Regions from separate parts of the Homo sapiens genome. Here region 2 is linked to region 1. Evidence: read pairs that join two places in POLR2A ChIA-PET (ENCODE). Cell type or tissue: IMR-90. All regions are shown on one strand.

The links. Peaks named below come from ENCODE experiments on the same cell type or tissue, not always from the same donor. Only the 100,000 strongest peaks of a DNase experiment are listed, where the experiment ranks them.
Region 2: POLR2A ChIA-PET joins it to region 1 with 21 read pairs; 3 of 35 experiments call an interaction of 5 or more read pairs at or near these places.

What each region holds. Positions count from the first base shown.
Region 1 is chr6:154,473,828-154,476,327 of GRCh38, forward strand. All of the region lies in intron 1 of CNKSR3 (CNKSR family member 3), which reads right to left. Among named protein-coding and RNA genes, the nearest start is that of CNKSR3, 36 kb to the right of the region's middle. In IMR-90, no CTCF peak of the experiment used is centred here; a DNase peak (open chromatin) is centred at 1,064.
Region 2 is chr6:154,633,441-154,635,940 of GRCh38, forward strand. No RefSeq gene overlaps it. Among named protein-coding and RNA genes, the nearest start is that of SCAF8, 99 kb to the right of the region's middle. In IMR-90, no CTCF peak of the experiment used is centred here; no DNase peak of the experiment used is centred here.

The sequences.
Region 1 (2,500 bases):
AGGCTGGAGTGCAGTGGCATGATCTCAGCTCACTGCAACCTCCGACTCCCTGGTTCAAATGATTCTCCTGCCTCAGCCTCCCAAGTAGCTGGGATTACAGGCACGTGCCACCACACCCAACTAATTTTTGTATTTTTAGTATAGACGGGGTTTCACCATGTTGGCCAGGATGGTCTCGATCTCCTGACCTTGTGATCCGTCCACCTCGGCCTCCCAAAGTGCTGGGATTACAGGCGTGAGTCACTGTGAATGGCAATAGTTATCACACCTACCTCATGGGGTTATAAAAAAAAAAAATGGGACAGCTGGGAGCAGTGGTTCACACCTGCAATCCCAGCACTTTGGGAGGCTGAGGTGAGCAGATCATGAGGTCAGGAGATCAACACCATCCTGGCTCACATGGTGAAACCCCGTCTCTACTAAAAAACATAAAAAATTAGCTAGGCATGGTGGCATATGCCTGTAGTCCCAGCTACTCGGGAGGCTGAGGCAGGGGAATCGCTTGAACCCGGGAGGCGGAGGTTGCAGTGAGCTGAGATCGCACCACTGCACTCCAGCCCGGGTGACAAAGCAAGACTCCGTCTCAAAAAAAAAAAAGTGGGGGGGGGCAATATAAAGTCCTTCAACATACCCAGCACACATCAATATTAGCTATTATTGTTCTTGGAACTAATGGAAAACAAAAACAAGGTTAGATGGGAAAGATATGGCCAAAGTAAAGGACCGTGGAAGGATTGAGTTCAGCAGGGTCTAAAGAATGTGCAAGATAGACGGGGGCTTGCTAGAGTCAGAGATGCCCTTGGGAAGGCAGCTGGGCCATCCGGATGTGGGGTGGTGTGCCCCTGGCACAGCCGTAGACTATAGTGTCATGGGAGAAAGAAATGGACAGGATGAGATGATGGACTACGACATCACATGAAAGGCAAAAACTAGCCAAAGAGGGTGCCAAGGGTTTGGACCAGGTTCAAACTCTACACTAGACAGAAAATGTGGCACAAAAGAGAGAGGAGAAGTGTGGGAAGAAGATGAGGTCATGCCTTTCCTCCTGTGCCTGCTGACTTGACAGTGGCTGTGAGTGAGTCAGAAAGTTGGGCAGAGACTGCGGGCCTCAGGAGGCTCCAGACCAGGGCCCTGCGGAAGAGCTGGCCCAAGGAAATCACCATTTACTGAGCATATACTATGTTTACATTGTTCATGGTTAAATCTAAGTCTTGTTTTTTCCTTCTGAAAAGTCTGCAAGATCACTCCTGATCTCCCTTGTACACGAGGAAGCTGATGGAGAGGGACTGGGGACATTGCTGAAGATGACACAGCTAAAAAGTGGTAGAACTGGTCTTGAGGTCCAGGCCCATCCGACTCCAGAACCCATTGTCTTCCCACTGGGAGGCTCAGCCAGAGAAGCCGGGAGGTAGAACAAGTTCTGCTAAGAAGCCAGCACCTCAGAGTTACAACACACGCCTGGCCCTTCTCCACCTCGTCCCTCCTGGCCACCATCTCTCCCCCTGGGCGCCCTTCCCTCCCCTTCTCCAATCCAGCACTGTGCTCATTAGGCAGGACCCAGCAATAATCCACCCTCATCCATGAAGTTTTCACGCCCCCTCCCCGGTGGAAATGGTCACCTCCTCCATCTGCTGCGGCCCTTGCTGTCCTCCCTACCCACCGGCATGTATAGACAAGCTTCAACTCAGGTGTGGTGTTCTGGCCACCTTATGCCACCCGCTGACAGATGGGGCTGATTCTGCTATTGGGCATTTCCCAGGGCCTCTTGCTCCCTCTCAGCTCCATCCAAGTCCCCCTGAAAGCTGCACTCTCAGTCAAATGTCAGTCTTCTGGGGACAGGAGGACTCCCCAGCCCTAGGCCTTCCTGGGGCGGAGCCACCCTGCTGCACCTCTGACAAATTCCAAGTACTGTGGCTAGCTCTGCTCCACTACGTCCTCCTCCAAACTAGAATGTAAGTTTCTAGAAAGAAGTCATTTCCCTGTGCTGTTTGTAGTGCCTTACACGTGGTCGACGACCAATAAATAACCACCATTGTCAAAGATGATAAAAAAACCTTAAGTACAGTAACACCTCACCTCACACAACTTGGAACCAAAAGGCAAGCCAGGGGACCTCTAGGCAAACAGTGTAAGAAGGCTTGGGGGTGTTGTTTTTACCCTGCAAACCCAGCAGTGATGCCAGCAGAAGTAATAATATCATTTTTTTTTTTCGGATATGGATGGTTCAGCGTTAGAAAGACTTGAAAAAACAAAATGAGTCCTCCTTCTTTGAAATGTTAAAGATATGATAAAACCTATGCCATCAAGTACATTCGCTTGACTTAAGGCCTTCTAAGACAGACCTTCGGGCCGGGCGCGGTGGCTCACACCTGTAATTCCAGCACTTTGGGAGGCCAAGGTGGATGGATCACCCGAGGTCAGGAGTTCAAGACCAGCCTGGCGAACATGGCGAGACCCTGTCTCTACTAAAAACACAAAAATTAGCTGTGCGTGCTGGCAG
Region 2 (2,500 bases), 160 kb after region 1:
AATGGCATTAGCAGGTGGAGCCTTTGGGAAGTGATGAGGTGATAAGGGTGGAACCCTCATGAATGGGATTAGTGCCCTTATAAAAGATCATTTAATGAGCAGTTGGCAGTCTGTAAACCAGAAGAGGGCCCTCACCAGAGCCCAGCCACGCTGACACTCTTATCTCAGATGCCAGCAGTTACCTTGGCTTCATCCCTACTCCTTTGTACTCTTCATACTCTCTTATAGGACTTTAATTCCTTATCACCTTATACCCCAGATTCACTTCTTTTTCTCACCCAAGTCTCAAATTTCTAGCATCAATGCTTGGCTTCATGATCTGCTACTGGCCCATGTCACCTTATGCCATCCTCCAAATGTCTCGCTTGGTTTCCAGTCCTCTACCTTCCTGCACTCTTTCTACCTCCACTCATCTCCCTCCTTTTTGGCATCTACCACTATGGTCAGTGAGATTACCCTGGTGCAGCCCTCACCTGTTGCCAAGCAGAAACTCAAGAAATAGCCAACTTGGGAACTTATTTCAACAGGGGCATTTCACTTTACACTAGACTCTGCATTCCACTTTATTCTGGACCCTGCTCACTGAGGATCAGTATAAACGTCACGTTCATTGTTGTATCCCCAGAATCCATCACAATGTCATACATATTAGATTTTCAATCCAATACTCACTGGATGAATTTCAATGACAGTAACAAATGTACTTTTGCCATTTGCCCACATAATTAGACAAACAATTTTGATGTGTTGGTAAGACACAGTCACCCTCTCTGATATTTACCCTCCTGCTTTGCACTTCGCAGGCATAGCCATATTGTGCAGTACAGACTGTGCACACAGCGAACTCCATGGGTTTATCAAAACTTCATTAAATGACCTTTTCAGTGAGCAAACAGCCTGATGGAAACCATGAAGCTACCCTGAGATCATCATCAAATCCTAAGTTTCCTCAAAGATAAATTGGAGAAGGCTCAGAAGATTTGTTAAAAGATAATTAAGAAATAGAAAAAATAAGAAATAAAATCAGGCTAAGATGTTGTGAGAACGCCTATTAGATTAATTCCCTAAAACCTCTATTTTCTTAAACTAGCTTGTATTAGTTTGTTGGGGTCGTTACAACAAAATACTATAGACTAGGTGTATACAAAAAAACAACAAAAATGTATTTCTTACAGTTCGTGAGGCTGGTAAGTCAAAGATCAAGGCACCAGCAGACTTGGTGTCCGGTGAGGGCCCACTTTCTCATAAATGGTGCCTTCTCTATCAGGCACAGTGATTCATGCCTGTAATCCTACCACTTTGGGAGGCTGAGCCAGGCGGATGACTTGAGGTCAGGAGTTCAAGACCAGCCTGGCCAATAGGGTGAAACCCTGTCTCTACTAAAAACACAAAAATTAGCCGGGCGTGGTGGCAGGTTCCTGTAGTCCCAGCTACTGAGGAGGCTGAGGCAGGAGAATGGCGTGAACCTGGGAGGCGGAGCTTGCAGTGAGCCGAGACCACGCCACTGCACTCCAGCCTGGGCAATAGAGCGAGACTCTGTCTCAAAAAAAAAAAAAAAAAAAAAATTAGCCAGGCCTGGTGGCGGGTGCCTGTAATCTCAGCTACTTGGGAGGCAGAGGCACGAGAATCGCTTGAACCAGGGAGGTGGTGGTTGCAGTGAGCCAAGCTGGCACCATCGCACCCCAGCCTGGGTGACAGAGCCAGACTCTGTCTCAAATAAATACATAAATAAAATGGTGTCTTCTTACTGAGTCCTCACATGGTAGAAGGGGCACACAGGTTCCCTCAGCTTCCTTTTTTGTTTTTTTTTTTTTGAGATGGAGTTTTGCTCTTGTTGCCCAGGCTGGAATGCAATGGCACGACCTCGGCTCACTGCAACCTCCGCCCCCCAGATTCAAGCAATTCTCCTGCCTCAGCCTCCCAAGCAGGTGGGATTACAGGCGCCCGCCACCACGCCCGGCTAATTTTTTGTATTTTTAGTAGAGACGGGGTTTCACCATGTTGACCAGTCTGGTCTCAAACAACTGACCTCAGATGATCCACCAGCATCAGCCACCGTGCCCGGCCAACTGAGCTTCTTTTTTAAGGGCCCTAAAAACTCCCATTTGTGAGGTCTCTGGCCCCTTGATCTAATTACCTCTCTAACGGCCCCACCTCTTAATATCATCATCTTGGGGCTTGGGACTTCAACATGAATTTTTTCGGGGTGGGGAGACACAAAAATTCAGATTATATAGCATAGCTGTAGTAAGATTCTGAAACTTGCCACCAAATATCCCTATCTAAGACAAAGATGTATGAGTAAATGTCCCATAATATATGATTCCTTGGGAAACACTTAACAAAACGGTATGGATAATTTAATTCTATTCCTGTACACAGAGAGTGAAATATCTGGGGTATTTTTTAATTAACACATATAAAATAAATGCAGTAAAGTGCACCAATCTGAAGTATTCAGCTTGATACATTTTTACTTTGTATATGCACATGTGATTGC